Regions from separate parts of the Mus musculus genome. Here region 2 is linked to region 1. The links are chromatin loops, found by intact Hi-C in ENCODE. Cell type or tissue: gastrocnemius. All regions are shown on one strand. Links, peaks and the distances in the headings refer to the core of each region. The heading gives the core; the rest is flanking DNA. Region 1 overlaps Kdm4b (lysine (K)-specific demethylase 4B). Region 2 overlaps Kdm4b (lysine (K)-specific demethylase 4B).

Evidence for each region. Hi-C counts contacts between places; a loop is a spot of excess contacts. Peaks named below come from ENCODE experiments on the same cell type or tissue, not always from the same donor. Only the 100,000 strongest peaks of a DNase experiment are listed, where the experiment ranks them.
Region 2: it touches region 1 in a loop (2.1-fold over the local background); 6 of 42 quality-filtered maps call a loop at or near these places.

What each region holds. Positions count from the first base shown.
Region 1 is chr17:56,353,141-56,362,779 of GRCm38, forward strand. Kdm4b (lysine (K)-specific demethylase 4B) reads left to right here. Exons shown (of 23, transcript NM_172132.3): 3 at 1-11; 4 at 385-499; 5 at 2,723-2,916. Among named protein-coding and RNA genes, the nearest start is that of Gm32715, 31 kb to the right of the region's middle. In gastrocnemius, for the core only: a CTCF peak has its summit at 4,601 (motif pointing right); DNase peaks (open chromatin) are centred at 4,609, 6,356, 6,933 and 7,484; H3K27ac peaks cover 549 bases.
Region 2 is chr17:56,402,062-56,411,700 of GRCm38, forward strand. Kdm4b (lysine (K)-specific demethylase 4B) reads left to right here. Exons shown (of 23, transcript NM_172132.3): 23 at 1-1,713. Among named protein-coding and RNA genes, the nearest start is that of Mir6977, 12 kb to the right of the region's middle. In gastrocnemius, for the core only: no CTCF peak of the experiment used is centred there; DNase peaks (open chromatin) are centred at 4,555 and 5,512.

The DNA.
Region 1 (9,639 bases), core at 833-8,832:
AATAGTGAAAAGTATGTGGGTGAGAGCAGTCTCTCTGCTGCTCAGGCTTCTCACTTTCCAGAGGCCCAGCTTGACCCTTACCTTGTCCCTGTCTCTGTCCCTAGGGGGCTTCCCTCATCCCAGTATGTGGCCTGAAGGTGGCCCTTCAGGGGAGGTCCCCCCATGCTTCCTGGAAACCTCTTCCTGCTTCCGTGCATCTTGTGGCTTACAGTCACAGCATGCACAGACACATGGTCCCCATGCTCTCAGCTCCAGCTGCCCCTGGTTTCCAAAGCTCTATGCCCCTCCTTGTACATCTAGCCTTGTTTCTGGAGTTGGGTTCTGAGGCTCCTAGAGGGTATTATACTGCCCAGAACCTAACCCGAACCACTGCACTGTTTACAGGTACTGTACCCCACGCCATCAGGACTTCGATGACTTGGAGCGCAAGTACTGGAAGAACCTGACCTTTGTCTCACCCATCTATGGAGCTGACATCAGTGGCTCCCTGTACGACGATGTAAGTGCCCAAAAGTGCCTGCTATACCTGGCCACCATGTGGACTCATGGGGATGGGAGGAAAGTGGCTATACCTTTCTTCTCAGGGCCACCCCAACTCCGGTGGCTCCCACTTCTGTGTTCCCTATTCACTACTTGGCAGGGCTGTGCTGTCTTCTGGCCCAGGGTGGCATGCTGCATAGGAGGCCACAGCCTGAACCATCTCTGTGGTGGTGGTGCCCGCTGAGGTGTGGAGCTGGGAGCCCACGGCTGGGAGCTGTAACAGAGCTGAGTCTGCTCTGGCACTTCACTGTATGCTGTTGCAAGGTTCTCTTGGTCGACTGTGTGTGTGTGTGTGTGTGTGTGTGTGTGTGTGTGTGTGTGTGCATGCACACACACATGTGCACATAGGAGACCAGCAGATAATCTCATCTGTGTTTCTCAGATCCAAGCCCTGTCTACTTTGGGTTTCTTGCAGTGGGGACAGGGTCTCATTGTGTAGGCAAGCTTGCCTCAACCTCAAGAAGGTCTGCCTACCTCCAGGCTCTACCCTGAGTACTTGGGTTACTTGGCCTACTGTCATTTTATTGTTGGGTTTTTAAAATGTATTAACTTGCTTTTTTTGTTTTGTTTTTGTTTTTGTTTTTCGAGACATGGTTTCTCTGTATAGCCCTGGCTGTCCTGGAACTCACTCTGTAGACTAGGCTGGCCTCAAACTCAGAAATTCACCTGCCTCTGCCTCCCAAATGCTGGGATTAAAGGCTTGTGCCACCACGCCCAGCTGCTTTTTTTATTCTGTGTGTAAGAGTGTTTTGCCTGTATGCATGTATGTTGAGTTCCCCGGAGCTGGAGTACTTCTGGTATGAGCCTCCATGTGGGTTCTAGGAACTAAACTTCTGGGAGAGCAGCCAGACTCTTAAGTCTCTTAAGTGTTGAGCTGTCTCCCCAGTCATTTGACCTACCTTGTTGGCTGGGAGCATCTCACTGAACCTAGACATCACTCATTAGGCTAGACTAGCTGGCCAGCAAGCTGAGAGGCCTTCCCCTGTTTGCCCAGGGCTGGGATTATGGGTGTGTAACGTCACAGCCACTTTCTGCATGGGTACTGGGGCCTCCCACTGAGCCCTGTCCCTGGTGGTTTTTGTGTTTTTATAAGTTGTGTGTGGTGTGAGTGTTCCTGGCTCTTTTTGTGTGTAGGCACATGTGTCTGGCCTCTCTGTGTCTCTGAACTGGGGTCACCAGGCTGGTGTCAGGGACCTTCATGGTGAGTCCTCTCAGTAGCTGTGATTGTTTCTATGGGCAGCTTGGCCATATACGGATGACAAGCCACATGGCACAGCAGTTAGACACATAGGGTTCAGTGGACTCTACTGTACTCACAGAGCTGCTCAGCCATGCCTATCACACCAGAAAACAGACCTAGCTCCACAAACAGTTACAGTGGAGGGACCACACAGCATGACCCCATCTGTCAGGCAATAGATGTGTGGGCTGAGGCCTGCTTGGGCTCCTGTGGGCCTTGTCTAGGTCCATGTGGATGAGGGTTGTGTTTCTCTGAGGTCTGCATCAAAGGTGGACCTGCTGGTCTGGTCTGCTTTCCAGCTGCTGGCCAGTACATAATGACCTGTTGCTATCACACTGTTGTAACCTCAGTAGCCTCTGTCCTCCTTATGGAACTGGGCATCACCAGGATCACCCTGCTGAGACCCCAGCATGTACTCTGGTGGCTCTCTTAGGGGCAGTCTTAGGTGCAGGCACCTGAGGCTCCCACTGTGCCTTAGCTCCAGCTCGCAGCACTTGACAGGAGCTTAGGGCAAGGTGGGGGCTCCATCCGTATTTGCCTGCATCCATCTGAAGCTGTCCAGGCTTGTCTGATGCAAGGTTCTGGAAGGGCTGTCATTTGAGCTTGGGTTCACATGCTTGTGAAGGGATTACTCCACATGGAGACTGTCCTTCAGTGTTACTTAGAGGTATGGACGTCACTGCCAAGTTGTAGTTGTCCCTTGACATGTGCTGGCTTGTGGACAGTTATGTGTAACCGCTGTTCCAAGAAGGGTGGGGTGGCGAAGAGTGTGGAGCCTAAGCAGCCCTAATGTGACCTTAGGCCCCTTGACCTGTCTGAAGGGCCCGTGATGCTGACATACCCCAGTCATCCTTTTGTACCTTGGGTGACTATGCAGCCAGGGTACAGGCAGGTACACATGTCCTGGAAGGACTCTGATGACTGCACACTCATTGTCCATAGGACGTGGCGCAGTGGAACATCGGCAATCTGAGGACCATCCTAGACATGGTGGAGCGCGAATGCGGGACCATCATTGAGGGCGTGAATACACCCTACTTGTACTTTGGCATGTGGAAGACCACGTTTGCCTGGCACACAGAGGACATGGACCTCTACAGCATCAACTACCTGCACTTCGGCGAGCCTAAGTCCTGGTGAGTGCCAGGATGTGAGCCATGGGAAGACCTGATGGTTGCTGAGGGGCCACTGGGGAATTTCCAGTTCCCTCTTTGACTTGGGGAGGTACACTGACCCAGGACTGATGTTCACAGGATGTACCCCTGTCATCCTGGGCAGTGGATGGGGGCTCTGGTCTTGCCTGAGCCTCAGCCAGGCCAATGGATGTGTGTCACCTGCCAGCCACAGTACAGGGACTGGTTTCTGTGAGACCTGGAGGCTGAGTGAGGTGCCAGCAGAATCGTTCCCTTCAAGTGCTTTGTGTCTGGGGCCCTTGTGTGGCTCTTGGTCTCCCTGGAGCACAAGGTGACAGCTCAGGTCTTCTTTCAAACATTGGAAACTAGGGAGATCTGCTGCCCCTTAGTTGTACCCTGTAATCACACAGTGTGGTCCTTCTGCCCCCATTGTCCAGCACCTCCTTGAGGCTCCAGGTGTGACAGGGCCACCTGCTGGGAGTTCTTGTTGTACAGTGGAGTCCATGCTCAGCCCTAGGCAGCTCTCCTTCCCTGGAAGACACAGCTCTGTTGATATGAATGCCTTTGATGGCCTAGCTGGATGGGAAAATGTACCCCCAAACCCGTTTCCCTTTTTGACATTCTCATGTCTTGTCGGTCCCAGAACTGTTTCCTTGCAGTTACAGAGGTGAGAAATTCCGTTAGTGTTGTGTCTGCTTTCTGGTTCCCAGAGCCGTAGGGAGCTATGCACTGCGCTGTCCCAGGGTCAGAGGTCCTGCATTCCTTGGCCCTGGGCACCCTTTCTCCTCCTTCAGTCCTGGCCACGAGTCGTCTCCCAGGCTGCCTCTGACTGTGTTGCCTCTGTCTGAGGGTTTTGTGGTGACGCTGGTCATCCAGGACAGCCCCCATACGCTCAGTTCCCTGTGCATGGGGAGGTGAACTCTGTTGGTTCTGGGAGGTCAGGGATGTGTGGGCAGCACTCTGTCGGCCCTGGCTCTTAGCTGCTTTTCCTGTTGTAACAAAATCCTGACAAGAGGAGAAAGGGTTTGCCTGACTCTACTGTCATAAAGGGGAGGAGCTGAATCGGTCACATGACAGGAAGGGGATTCGATGGATGCTGTTGCAGCTCCCTCTCCTCATTTGTGGTCCAGGATCCCAACCCAAGGGATGGTGCAGTCTTCTGTCCTCAGGTAGCACAGTCGAGATAAGCTCACAGGTGATCCTGCAGGCCTGTCTCCTGTGCTTCTCTTCTTTCTCTTCTACAGTTAACCCTGCTTGGACCATGCTCATTGTGGGCCCCTCTGGGGTGGTTGAGCTACACACTTACACCGAATTCTAACTCCCAATATCCCTGTCTGTGTCCTCAACCCCCAGTGTGGCCCCCTAGCCTCTGGTGACATCGTCCTCTGTGTAGACCTGTCCAGCCATGTGACTCCTCCCATGGTGCTCTGCTCCCACCTCTGTGGAGGGCAGCTATGGTAGCTGACACTTGGGGCTCAGGGATCCCATGAGAAGTGATGTGGCAGTGGCAAGGACCTGTTCCTCGTGATTTACGCAGGGCCAGTGACACCCACAGATCTAAACCAAATCAATGGCTACTCCTGCTGCAAGTCACTATATGTGTGCAGCTGTTGCCTGCCTAAGCAGGTGTGGTTGAGTGTATTTGTGTGTGAGAATATAAGCAGGATGTCCCACTCCTGGTGACCACTAGATGGCACTCCCACCTTTCTGAGTGAGGCAACTGTTCCCACTGGCTTCCTGGCTGCAGTTAGCAGGCTCCTTGACTGTGCCTTTCTCCAGGTAGGAAGCCTGTTGTATTTTATACAAAAAGGAGAGCCAGGATGTGTTTTGTAGAGCACAGTAGAGGTGGGAGGGGTGCCTCTGGGCCCATACTGAAACATCTCTTCTTTCTAAAGTACCAGCCATATAGGTAGAGTGAGGAATAGGGGTTATTTAGGGCATAGGAAGGGAATTTGAGAAGGGAGTAGAGTCAGAGAAAGACAGAGAAGAGAGAGGGGAGGAAGGAAGGGAGGGAGAAAGAGAGAGAGAAGAAGAGGAGGAAGAAGAAGAAGAGGAAGAGGAGGAAGAGGAGAAAGAAGAAGAAGAGGAGAAAGAAGAAGAGGAGAAAGAAGAAGAAGAGGAGGAAGAGGAGAAAGAGGAGAGAGAGGAGAGGGAGAGAAGAAGAGAAGAGGTTGGCCAGGAACACGGGGAGAGAGAAAGAAAGGGGTCAGGGAGAAAAGATAGTCAGAGAGATCAAGAAGAGACCACACAACCCCTTTTATAGGAAGCCAGGCTACTTGGCTGTTGCCAGGTGACTGTTGGGCAAAGCCTAGAAGGAATGCTAACAGAGCCTATGACAGTTCCTAGTATGGGCACCACCAAAGTCCAGCGTGGTGCCATGAGTTTTATTGGGGTCACTGACAGGCATATGCATGAGGGGTCACCTACTGGAGCAGAAATGACTCACAGACAGCTGCATCACCAAGGCCTGAGTGACAGCTCAGAAAGCTGAGAACCTGATGCTCACCGCACAGCCTGCAGGGAGGATGTCAGGATGCAGACTGTCCTTTCCAGTGCCTCAGTTGGTCTGAGCATCTTCCAGGCAGACTGGTTTCCTGAGCTCAGCTTTATTAGTGCTCACTCTGACAGGGAGGGGCCAAGTGAAGCTGGTTGGTTTCAGGGACTTCCTGAAGCTGTTTTTAGTTGCTTACCTTCCTGTTTAAAATGCATCTCTGCAAAATGGAATGCTTTACTCTCAGAGGGAACTGTTGCAACCCCTCCTCCATCAGATCCTCTAGTCCAGTCTATGTTTTGTGTTCTGGTTCAGCACCATACTGGGTTTTGGATACATGAGGATATCTGCAGGTTGCAGTATTTTCTGAAGGTTCTCTGCATCTGTTGCAGCTTTGACTGGTGTGATTTGAGGGTCAAGGAATCTGAAGGTGGGGGTGTGTGCTGCCCTGGGCAGGTTCTGTCTAGTCTTCCAGAAGCTGCCCCTGCAGGTGGCACTTGAAGGAGCGGTGGGCTCTCATGCTCTCTATAGAAAGCTGTTCTTGCACTGGGGTCTCTGGAGGAGTGGGCACACTGTACAGCTGTTATAAGGCTTCCAAGGACAGTGCCTTGTATGGGAAATGAGGAGGCCTGTATTTGAAGGTCTCCCAGTCGTGCTTCCCCCTCCACCCTGTGTAATCTGCTATGACCACTATGGTTAGTCAGACCCTTTAGCCTAGCCTAGGGAAGGTAGCCTACATCAATTGCCCTCTAAGACCCCAAAGGACGGCTGGATCTGCTGGAGAGCTGCCCTGGCTTGGATCTCTATCAGCTGGTATGGCACTGGCTTCTGAGTGCCTTGCAGCCCCCATACTGAGGGAGCAAAGATGGTTCTTGTGCCCTACCCTAACTCTCTGCACCTGTGAGGGTGGTTCCTTCCAGTTGTCAGCTGAGCTGCCAGATCCCTCTGATGATGAAGCCAGCAGGAGGCAGCGCAGCTTGGAGTGGTTGTCTCTTATCTGGCTCACATTGCTGGTCCCTCCCTTGTCCTGCCTCTACTGTGTGGTAGACACCTGGGAGGTGGATGCTTTCCATGTGCCAAGTATTCCCTGCAGTGCTTTGGAAAGGCAGATGCCCCACAATGTCTGAGTTGAACTGATGTGTGCAAGTCTGTGAGCTGCTGCTGTCCCTGCTCTGACCTGAAGCCAGTGACTGTGATGGTCTCTTGGTGTGGGGACATCACCACTGGGGGGGTGGGAGTGGGGATGGGGGACTTCTTCATGGTCCCTGCACTGCCACTCTGTCCTCTCTAGAGCACCTGGCCATGGTGCTTGTCCTCAGTTGTCCTTGGGGTTTATGAGATTGCAGAGCTCTCTATAGAAGGAACCTCCTCCAAGGGTGACATTTGTCCCAGGTAGCTGCCCTGTGCTGTAGAGCCTAACAACAGGCTCTGTGGCTGTGTTGCTAATGCACCAAGTATGGCTGTGGCAGGATCTTTCTCTACCCAGTCCACATCTCAATGATGGCCTTGGCCTCTGTCCCAAGGATGCAATCACTCCATGTCCCCTGACCTATGTTGTCTCCGACATTGCAAGCATGTGAAGTCAGTCCACAGGCTACTGTGTGTTCCCTCCCTCAGGACTAGAAGCCAGGAGACCCCAAATGTAAGGTGATTGAGAGCCAGCCAGGGGCATTCTCCAGCTGGACTCAAAGCTCTGTCCTGTGGGGCTTGGCTCTCCAGCCATCGCAACCACTTGGTCCAGACACACAGAAGCTAGCAAGGGACAATTGTGTTATTCCTGGCCCAGTACCCCTTGCTGCCTTGTCATTGGGCCCTTGGCCTCACTCTGGCCACAGCTGCTCTGTCACCCTAATGCCATGGTTCTGGCCTTCCGCTTGTTGAGACTGCTGTACATCTCAGCCACCACTGCAGCCAGATAAGTAACTGAGGCTTGTGACGTGCCTGAGCTTGAACTGGGGCATTGGGCCCCTGGCATGCAAGATGAGCCCTGTGTCATTAGCCACCACGATGCTCTGATGATGACGGGCAATTTCAGGGAATCTGGTGCACACGGCAGGGTGCAGCTCTGAGTCACAGCCTGTGCCCATTAGCTCGATGAGCCGTCCTGCTTTGTCCTTTCCACAACCAGGCCTGCCGAAGACTTGGCTGTGGCAGGCCCTGCCTCGCAGCTGTGTTCCCAGGATCTGAGGGTCAGAGCAGCCAGCACACCATTTGCATGTTGGGGCTCATACAGGGTCCCACTTGACTCTCCCCTGCCTTTCTGTCTTCACTTAAAGAGTTTGCTTCTGGGCTGCAGAGCTCTGTAAGCAATGCTGAGCAGGAAGCCTTCTGTATTCTTTGCCTGAATCAGGGCTGTTAGCCTGCAGCAGTTTGTGAGGAGCCCCTCCCCACCCCACAGACTTGGGGAATTGGAGCTGAGTTGGGCTCTTGAGCCAAACGGTGAGCTGGGGTGGTGGCCCGTAGCTCTTTCTCTTTGGTTTTTATATGGCCTACTTTTTTTGGTTGGGGATTCCTCTCCCTTCCACCACCCTTTTCCTCCCCCTCTCTGTCTCCTTTCTTCTCTCCTTTCTTCCTCTCTCCTCTGTCTTCCTCTCCCTGCCCCCTCCCCTCCCTTTTTGTCTTCCTCTTCCTCTCTCTGTCTACTTCTTTTACTTTCTGTCTTCTTCCTCCTCTTTGTCCTCTTCCTCCTTGTCTCTGTCCTCTTCCTCCCTCTTCCTGTTCCTCCCTCTTTTACCTGATAGTGCAGGTGGATCTGTCTATGGTGAGCCAGCACTGCAGCTTTCCCAGGAGTGGACCATGCGCTATGCAGAGTTTTCAGTGTCTTACACAGTCCTCCTAGCTCCTCTGGGCAGCCTGTTATCTGACTTCCCACTTTCCTTCTTGCTCGCTGGCCTTGGTGATGTGGAGTATAGTGTCTGTGGTCCCTCCATCACAGACTGGCCATGCTAATGCTGACCTTGACTGTGTGGCTCAGGTCGTCTCCTGGGTATTCTCTCCCAGCAGGGCATTCTTTAATGTCTGCCACACTGTACTTTGAGGTGAAATAAACTCTAAAATTAAATGTTTTAATTCTCAGAGAAGTCAAGAGAGGAAGAAGCAGGGTGGCCCTGTGCTAGGCCGACAGTTGGACCCAACACTGTCTCTTTTTCAGGGTGCCTGGTTCCTTTCCTTCTTCCTGGAGAGGAATCACAGATGGAGCGTGGGCTCTGTGGTATCTGTGTGCCTGGGGCTCTGTGGCTCAGAAGTGGAGTGTATGAACCCTTTGGGCTCTCTAGGCAGCCTACAGTAGCCCCTTGCCTTCAGGCTGTGTGGGAACACCCTTGCTTTCTGCAGCCCTGACCTTGGAGGGGCCATCTCCTGATGAGGCCAGACTCACCCCAATGAGTTTTTAATAATGACTTATTTTTATTTTATGTGCATTGGTGTTTTGCCTGCATATGTGTCTGTCCAATCCCTGGAACTGGAGTGAGCTGTCATATGGGTGCTGGGAATTGAATCTAGGTACTTTGGAAGATTAGCCAGTGCTCTTAACTACTGGGCCATCTCTTTATCCCTGAGCCACTGAATTCTTTGCAGGCTCCCGGTAGGCCATGGAACCCCCTCTTTCTTACTGTGGAACGAAGGATGGGGGCCTAGGTGTGTGTTCATGTGTACTCTCCATGTGTGCGGTGAACTGCTGTGCTCTGCAGGAGCCCTTGAAGTCCCATTGCCCTCTCTGCACACAGTGCTGCTGTCCTGGCTTGAGGACTTGAGCTACCCCATTTGTCTTTGAACTCCATACACTCCATGTCCCTGGGCTGCGTGGCCTGGGAAAGGCCATTGCTGAACTTTGTATAAACGGTTCAGTCTTCTCTCCAACCATATGTAAAAGCTTGATTGGCATACTTCCTGTTGGGAATTCACCTTTGCAGGCTGTCTCAGGCTCAGTCACCTGCTGGTGACTTTTGGGATGTCCACATATAGGTCACACCTCTTTCAGGTGGACAGACCTCAGAGAGACCTGGGTGACCACAGGCCTGCTGTCCATGCTGCCTACCATGCAGGCCACAGTGTATAGCACATAGGTCCTGGAAGTGTCTCCTGTCTCCACCCATATTCTCTTTGTTCTGAGCAGCCCCCCTCCTTGTTCTCAGAGGACCTGCCCCTAATTCTTTGTTTTTAAGTTTGAACACAGTGATTGGGCAGAATCCTGAGCCTGGCTTAGGAGACCACTGACACAGGGTTACTGCATCAGA
Region 2 (9,639 bases), core at 1,116-9,115, 49 kb after region 1:
CAGGTCGAAAGGCACTTTTGTATCCCTGGAAGGGACAGCAGTCCAGTGTGCAGTGACCTGTGTGATGGCCGCTTGTGATTCCTCATGCTTCCTGCTCTGGGAGGTGGGCCTGCAGGAGTGGCCCCTGCCATGCCCCCACCATGTCCCTGCTCTGTGCAGAGTCTGCTTCACTCTGCCTCTGCTGCCTGGGGTCCCATGAGCCTTCACACTTGGACCAGGGCCTCTGTGTGGCTGAGGGCAGGAGAAAGCAGGTGACACCTTCACTTGAAGCCCTGGTCAAGTGACACAGGACGCAGACTTCACAGGCCCAGTCTGCACTATCCGCCACCGCCCACGGGTTGGCTATGGGCTCTGTCTCTTTAGAAGCTATGGCCACCCTAGGGCATCAGGCCCAGGATAGACAGCTGATCTTAAATGACAAAGGACTGGACTGAGGGCCCTGGGCCTGTGGACCAGCTGGAAACTTAGGGACTGGGCCTCTGCTGAGTGCCCGATGGCGGCCGTGCCCATGTGTACTTGGAAATTCTATTTATATTGTAAAGAGAATAAAAAAGGACCTAACCTTGGGCCTGGAGGGAGAGGCCAGACCACAGGAGTCTCAGGCTGTGCCCCTTGTGGGCTCTGCAGTGGCTGCAGGTGGCCCCACACATGCCCCACACAGAGAGGTCCGGGTTTTTGTGCAAAAGCAAAACCATGCCCTCCTCCTCTCCCCACCCCAGATGAAGGACTTCATATTTTTGCCTCATTCTCTGGCCTCCAGTTCAGTATCAATTAAAGCCCGTGAGCTGAGCGCTTCCTATTCCCACCTGGTCATGGCTGTGTCTTCATTTCTGGCCAGGACAAGATCGGCTCCGGATGGGGTGTCCTTGGCAGGCATGATGGGTGCAGTGTGTCCTGGTCTGGATGTAGGGGCTGCCAAGGAGGTGGGATACCATCCCCAAGACTTTTAGTCTCACCCCAGTGGCATGGAGCTGAGGCAGCATGTCTCCCCTGGATGTCTGTGTTCTCTGACTCTCTGCTTGTCAGCTGCCCAGCCTCGGCCTACTTCTACACTAGGTGGGGCCACAGATGAGCAGAGGCCCTGGGGTTGGGCAGATCATGGCCTGGTGCAGTAGAGGGAGGACTGGAGGAAGGGAAGCCCTGCCCTGCCTGATGGGCCAAAGGGAAGACTTGGGTTTTCCCTGGAGGAGGGAGGAGAGTGGAAGCTACAGAAGGCTATGGGCAGAAGAGGGAGGAGCCTACCAGGTACTTACAGCAGGAGGTCAGTGGCAGGCCCCTGGGTGGCGCAGGGGCCTTTTTTTCTATTCCTCTTTCTGTTCCCTCATAAGATGATGGGACAGGCCAGGCGTGGTGGTGCATGCCTTTAATCCCAGCACTGGGGAGGCAGAGGCAGGCGGATTTCTGAGTTCGAGGCCAGCCTGGTCTACAAAGTGAGTTCCTTGACAGCCAGAGCTATAAAGAGAAACCCTGTCTCGAAAAACCAAAAAAAAAAAAAAAGTTGGGACAGATGTTTCCTCTAGGAAGGGAAGGGAAGGCGGCCCTGCCAGAGGCATGGCCAGGACCCTGTGGGAGTGGAGCACTGTGCTAGGAAGGGGCATTGAACTAGCTCTGAACCTGCCTGGCACATCCTGCCAAGCTCACATATGCAGCCTGCAGCCCTGGGCCACATCCAGCGGTGGACCTGTTTATCAATAAAGTTTTACTTGCACATGGTCCACTGTGACATCATTGGCAGCCATTTGGCCCAACCTCAGAATGACTTAGTGATTACCTGGCTGGGATGCTGAACCTAGCATGGTCCTACAACTAACAGGAAACAATAACCTGGGCTGCCCGCTCTGCAGGCCCTGGCCTGGCCTCCACCTCTTCTGCAGAGGAAGCACCAGCCTCCCCAAGCCCTGCTTGAAGCCAGGCCAGCCCTGCCCTGCTCCCTCTGTTTCTGTTACTCATTGGCTCTCAGGTTTGGAAATCATGATCTGATTCCCACAGTTGCCCCTCAGCCCAAGAGCCCAGGTCTCCATGCTTGTCCAGCCTGTGTGTTCCACATAAGCATGCAGCCCTGGGCCCCACATGGTTACAGCACACAGCTTCCTGGACAATCGTAAAAACCATGTTTCTCCCTCTCCACACTGCTCTCTGCACCTCAACCCCAACCCTTCCCGATGCTGGCCATTTGGACATCCTAGAGAGAACCATTCGGAAGACCCAGGTTTCAGATCCCAGGAACATCACCAAAGCAGACACAAGGGAGATATGTCTCAGGGCCCTAGCCCCTGTGCTGGAAATGAGTGTGATCTATGGGGTCACTGGCCCTGTGCCTGGAGAAAACAAGAAATGGCTGCTGCCGGGTAATGCAGTGGCTGCAGAGGGGTCCTGCCATGACAAATGTTCCCCGCTTCTAACAGTTGAACAGAGTGGAGACCAAAATCCATTTCATTTCCTGCGTAGTCCCAGTGCCATGCACAAGAAACAGGACACTAGTTCTGGAGAGATGGCTCAGTGGTTAAGAGCACAGAGGTCCCGAGTTCAATTCCCAACAACCACATGGTGGCTCACAACCATCTGTAATGAGATCTGTAATAAGATCTGATGCCCTCTTCTGGTGTGTCTGAAGAAAGCTACAGTGTACTTACATATAAAATCTTTTAAAAAAGAAAAAGAAGAAACAGGACCCTAGCTCTGACTGAATGTGCCACATATCCATCCTGAGTCCATGTTGGCAGCCAGATCATGCCTCTATTGCTTTTATTTATTTTCTGGGACTTGGGGCTATAAAGAAGGGACTTGGATGATATAGGATAGTTAGTCCTTGCAAGATGGAGGCTTGAAGACCAAGCTTAGGGCTTGCCTAGCTCACAACTCCTCAGGAGATCCCAAGCCACAGCAATCTGGAATCCCTCGGCAGTAGTGAGTGTTCTGGGTCTCACATCAGTTTCTTAGTCAGAGTTTCTCTTGCTGTAAGGAAACACTGTGACCAGAGCAACCTGGAAAGGATACAGCTTATTTGATCGACATTTCTGCATCCATCACTGAAGGAAGCTGGGACAGAAATGCAAACAGGACAGGAACCTGGAGCCAAGAGCTGTTGCAGAGGCCATGGAGGGATGTTGCTTACTGGCTTGCTCTTGTGGCTTGCTCAGCCTGCTTTCTTCTAAAACCCAGGGCCACCAGTCCAGGGATGGCCCCACCCACGGTGGGCTAGGCTCTCCCACATCAATCACTAATTTAGAAAATGCCCCACAGGCTTGTGCAAAGCCATTTTCTCAGTGGGGGTTTTCTCCTCTCAGATTCTAGTTTGTAGCAAATTGACTTAAGACTAGCCAGCACTTGCTGGCATGTCAGTGACAGTGCCACCTTGTCTGCATAACTTGAGGCAACACTGGCATTGGGGTACCAGGGACATTGTACCTTTAGGCTGATGTGACCTTTGATCTGACTGTGACCTCTGTGACACTGGGACAGTTAACTGACTCTGGGCTTCTGATCCTCCTGCTTCCACTTCCTGATGTTGCAATGATGGGCCTGTGCCAACAGGCCTGTCAGTAACATTTAAAAACTATTTTTAAGACTCACTTTTTAGAGTGGTATGTGGTGGCACATACCTTTAACCCTAGCGTTTGGGAGGCAGAGGCCGGTAGATCTCTGTGAGTTCGAAGCCAGCCTAGTCTTCAGAGGACATCCAGAGCTACCCAGAGAATTCCTGTCTTAGAGAACCAAACAATAAATAATGGCTTTGTGGCTAGGAAGGGCTCATTCAGGTGTGAGAGCAACCCACTCAGAATCAGACGGCAAATGGCCCAGCTGAGTCTCACTCATGCTGTGAGCCTCACCCACCAGGTCTGAGCATGGAGAAGCTGGAATCTCCCTCTGTCAGCTATGGGGCGTCCAAGTAGACACCAGCACTAAAGGGGACAACCAACCCAGAGATTGACTTTGGTCAGGGCTCCGGCCGTGATGTGTTAATGTCACCTCTGAACCCAAGCGAACAGAAGCAACTCTGATAGCTACCCACAGACTTCCTGCTGGTGTCTGATGGAGCTGCTGCCCACAGAGGCTGCGCCACACAGCCTTCAGGCCACCAATCAGGTGTCACGGCCGCATAAATTCAACCACCATATGCATTCGGCAGGCATTTTGCATACCAGTTGTGATATGTAAAGAAAAATCAAATGTAATCAGCTTTCAAGTGGATGATTCCCAAAGGATCCGGAACACATCCCTCATTGGTGTCTTTACTGCACAGCCATTGTCGGGCACTCACAACACTTCTCTAGCCCCTGTGGTTTTTGTTTTGTAACATCATACTAGTAGCCTGAGATTGGTTGTGATGGCATGGTTTACACCATCAACTCAGAAGTGACACCATGAACCCTTGGCCTTCCTCTCGACTACTGAAGGTTACTGTGACTCCAGCCATCACACCTCACCGCCTACAGGAAAAGGGGGAATTAGCAAATGACAGAAATGGGTGGCAGCTCCTCGCTGTCTGTTCTTTGGGGTGAGTTCCCCAGCCACTTATGCTTCGTTTCCCAGAACTGTGTCCCTGGAGCCTGGCCAAGCAGCCCTGCAAGTAATTATGGTTTTCTGTCTTCTGTGTAGAAGGTGGCCAGAGACTGCAGTGAGGGCTTCTGCTGACCATGACTAGTCCTTATCCACCCTTGTTTTAGCAGCCACAGGGCATCTTGGGAAGAGCAGAGTGGGAACAGCTGGGGATACCAGGAGGAGATGCTGCTTAAGTATGAAGCCCCACACAATTTTCCTTATCAAGACTTGGGTAGAGCTAGCTTGTGGGGCAACAGGCTATGCACAGACGCCTGGTCCCCAGTTGAGCTGAAGTCTTGAACCCCAGTGGAACCCGGTGGTGGTAATTTCCACTTACATGGAATGGAAGGCGTTTGATCATGTCTCCTGGACCCCTGGCTCCTGTTACCACCCCCACAGCCCTGTTGAAGTTACCACCCCCACAGCCCCCACAAGAGAAGCGTGTGGCTAATAGTCATGTAGACAATATCCCAGGCTTCTGGCCTTCTGGCTAGACTCTTCCCCACAGTTTCCTAGCAACAGCAAGATAACAAGCCCATTATAAGAGGGGCTGTTTGGCCCCTCCTCACCCTCTTACTCTCTAAGCTTTTACCTTTCTCTCTCTGAGCCTTTACCTTTCTTACTCTCTCACTCTCTTTCCCTTCTCCCTTCTTTCCTCTTGGCCACAGCCGGTCTCTCTCTCTTTTTACCTTTTCTCTTTCCCCCTGCCTTTCTACAATAAAGCTCTAAAACCATAGACTGTCTCTGTTCATCAAGGCCCAGACTAAAGACAATCTGCATGGGAACCACCCAGCGCCCCTCTTTCCCCCTGCCCTCTCTTCCTGTATCTCCTGGGCCAAGTGCCACCCCGGGGCCCCTATTCTGTTTTCAGCTCCTCTGCCGTGTCCAGCGTGAAATGCCAGAGACTGAGAACCTGGTACCGGGTGCTGCTCCTTGTCCACCCCCTGCCGTGTGGGGTCAGTGGCTTCACACAGCCAGATGCCCACCAGGGGCCATGTGGAAAGCATCCAGCAGTCCTCCTGCCAGAGCACCGGAACTCTAGCTGGACCCAGGCTCTCTCCCTCCCCCCTCTTCCCCTACACCCACGGCCCCACACTAGTTCTGTGTCTATCTGGCCTTGTGTCTGTCTGGACCCACAGCAAAGAAGATGCAGGTTATGACAAGAGATTGCACTGCAGAGGTTCGAGCCCAGGGTCTCAGAACCTGGCTCACAGCAGAAAAGGCACCCGGGCATGGCACTGTGCACTAGAACTGCAGTTCTGGAGACACAAGTGTCCTCTGGGCTCATTAGCCAGACAGCCTGACCTAATTGACCAGCACCAGGTTCAGTGAAACCCTGAGTCCAAAAGCAGGGTGGGGAGCAACTGAGGGAGACACTCAACAGTGACCTCTACACACACAGACAGGCACACATGTGCACAGAGCCTCTCAGCACTGAGACCAGGCAGGCGGCTGCACTGAGGCCTCGGAGCTGGCAACCCACAGGCTGGAGGGCACGACTTTACCCCCAACACTCAGGAGGCAGAGGCAGGCCCATTTCTGGGTTCAAAGCCAGCCTGGTCTACAGAGTTCCAGGACAGCCAGGGCTACACAGAGAAACCCTGTCTCAAAAATATGAAACAAAACACCACCAACAAAACAATGCAACTATATTTGTGGCTGTAGGTAGCCATATAGATCACACAGGTCACTCTCCTGTCCCCAGCACAGCATGTAAACTGAGCATGGTGACCCCAGGTGTCCTGCTTCAGTAATGTGTATATGGGAAACCTCTGCCATGTCAAACATAGATTATTAAAAACAAGCAAACAAACTATCTGAACAAGGCAAGAGTCAGGATCACAGCCTGACCCAGGAACTTTAGTCAGGGCGTGAGCTCGCTAGCCCCATGGTCAATAAGAAGCCCAACTGTCATTGTTCCATCCCCATTTCACAGAGTGACAACTTGCCCGACCACAGCCCCAGCCCCCCTCACTGGAGGATTCTAGGTGGGGACCCACCATGACCATGCCCCCAGCCCTACTAGGGGATTCTAGGTAGGGAATCCTCACTGGGGGGATTGTGGGTAGGGTTTTGTCATTGAACCACTCCCTTAAATATTAGGGACTATGTGTAGAAATTCTCAGGCCAGGAATCCCACTGATGTCCAGGGTCTTGAAAGGTAATATCCACATATTAGTCTAAAGCAGTAGGTTATGAAATAATTTGTTATCCACCATTAGGTAATGAATTCCCTGCAGTTATTTTTCCTAAAATATAAGGTTGTGACATTTTCTGTTTGAGTGTAACTGTGGACAGTTTTTGTCACTAGTTACCCTTGTCCCACATTTAATAGCATCTTCTTGCTTTAGAAAATCTCAGTGGAGTCCTGACTGACACGTGCCCTTTATTTGCTGATAAGTTTGACTAATGCATGCTGCCGAGTGATTACAACAAAATGAGACAGGACATTTTTTCTAGAGGTCGACATTCAGTGCATTTCCAGGCAGCGTTCCTGCAGTTGGTGGTTCCAGGACTTCATACTGGTTCACTGCTGCTCAGGATGACACGTGGGCTCCACCGTGAGTGCTGGCTGTGGGGAGTCTGTCTACCTTACCAAGTGATGAGCAAGCAGCCGTAATGTCACGCATGCAACCAAGGGCTTTGGGGATCATTTGGGGATGTTTTATTTATGCCCTTGTTCTGATGGGTGATGTGACAAGACCAAGAATCATCAGGGAGATGAGGGTCCATGAGGAGCTTCACATTGGGATATCTGAGCTGGGAAGAGCCAGGCTAACCTCCCCAGTCATCCCCCCCCCTCTCTCTGTCTCCTCCCCTCCCCCTCTTGTTTCTCGAGGCAGGATTTCTCCGTGCATTCCTGAAGCTTTTCTAAAGGAAGCTCCCACAACAGCAGCACAGGGACCAGAGGCCCCTTGTGATCCCGGGGAAGCCATGAGCAGGGCGCAGTGGTTTTTGTTGATGGGACTGGACAGTGACTCAGAGAGGGGACAGGATGGGGTGCAAACGGACATCTGATATATCGTCTGCCTCAACAGCTGTCTGCTAAAAGCTGCAATAGCACATATTGATGAGGACATAATCATCCTAATTAAAAGCTAATAATGAGGAGTTAATTGCCTTTAAAAGACCAAGTGAGGACAGCGGGGATTTATCTGTCTCCCTCCCTCCCTCCCAGCGAAGGCTGATATGTGAGGGCTAATTACTTGAATCAAATATTACAGAGAACTAACCATCCTTGTGTGCTGTTTGGCCAAGGAATGAAAAGGTGTCTGCAAGGGCTCCAGGCTATAGAGGCCTTGAGGCTGTGTTCCTTTAGCCCTGACCAGACCTCCAGCCCCTCCCTGGGGTTTCAAGGCAGGGCTCCACCCTGACCACGCCTCTAGGATCTCCACCTCTTAAAGAGCACCTTACCTGGTCCGGTGTCTGGGTTCTCTTACCCCGACCTCCTGTCCTTAGCCATGTGCTTTCGTTCCCAAGGCTTGTTTTATTCCGGACTTCACCTCTAATTGACGCTAAGACTCCAGCCTCAAGGCTGCGCAGCCACAACCTGTCAGTTTATCCCACCCCTCCACTCTACAGCCTGGGGCCCTTGCAGACACATTTTCATTCCTTGGCCAAACAGCACACCAGGATTGGTTTTCTGTAATATTTGATTCAAGTAATTAGCCCTCACATGTTAGACTCCCGTATTTACTATCTACTTGGGCTAATTGTTACATTTCCCCAAAGACAAAATTGTTGGTTAAAGAGTATCTCAGTGTAGCTGGTCCTCTGGCCAAATAAGGGAGGGCTACTGACTGGGGTGTGTGTGTGTGTGTGTGTGTGTGTGTGTGTGTGTGTGACTGGGGTGTGTGTGTGTGTTACAGTCAACCTGCTGGTCCTCTGGCCAAATAAGGGAGGGCTACTGACTGGGGTGTATGTGTGTGTGTGTGTGTGTGTGTGACTGGGGTATGTGTGTGTATGTGTGTGTTACAGTCAACCTGCTGGTCCTCTGGCCAAATAAGGGAGGGCTACTGACTGGGGTGTGTGTGTGTGTGTGTGTGTGTGTGTGTGTGTGTGTGTGTGTGTGTTACAGTCAACCTGTACAAGATGATAGAGGGAGGGTATTTCTGAAAAATCTTTTAAAAATTTAGTTTAAAAAAATTTGTGTCTGTGTAGAGGTATATTACATAGGAAAGCCACTACTACCCTAGGAAACCAGGGATGTCAGATGCCTGGAGAAAGTCCCAGGTGCCGTGAGCCTCCTGGTGGGTGCTGGGAACCAAACTCAGGTCCTCTGGAAGCCCAGGCTGTAAATAGCCAGTTGTGATGTGGGCCCCACTTCTGCCTGAGGACAGCATGGGGCTGTGGAGGTCTGTGCCAAAATGAGGGTACAGGTACCCCTCAGTGACTTACAGGGTAACTCTCCCTGCTTCCTCCTGTCTTCCAGCCAGCTTCACAGTCAGGATGGGCCCCCCTGACCCCACACACACACAGCTGAGCACAGCTAGGCTCGCAACGGGAGGCTGAGGCAGGCAAAGCAGGGAAGAAGCCACTTCTGTGAGGAGCAGACACTCATAGCTTTGTCTGAAGGGCTTTGGGGCGAGAGTGGCCAGAGCCGGAACCTTTGTCCACCCGACTGAAATGCAAAACGAGAATCAGATTCTCTGCTTTGTCTCCAGGCTATGTACGGCCCTTGAGTCTCTTGTGGTTTTGACAGGTATTGACAGGTAGTGACAGTGGGAGTTTGCTTCTGTGGACCTGGACTTTGGGTGTGGGAGGGAGGACTCCTGCTGCTCACAACTGCCTGAAGCCAGGTCGAGGAACCCAGCTCCTACGGCCACCATGGACAGGTGCCACGCTCACATGGAAAATTAAAGATTAATTTTGAAATAAAACACTGGGGAGACAAGCGGGGTCAGTTAGCCAGGCCCTCTGCTCCTTCATTCCTATGTAACTCAGGAGCGCAGCCCTTGGGATGAAGTCATAGCAGTGTAAAACCACTGTCGGTTGAAAACAGTTAGCCAGGACCTGTGGCACGTGCTGATAAGCCCACTGAGGGAAGTGGAGGCAGGAGGGTTTTGAGTTCAAGGTCAACTCAGTGGGGATTCATAC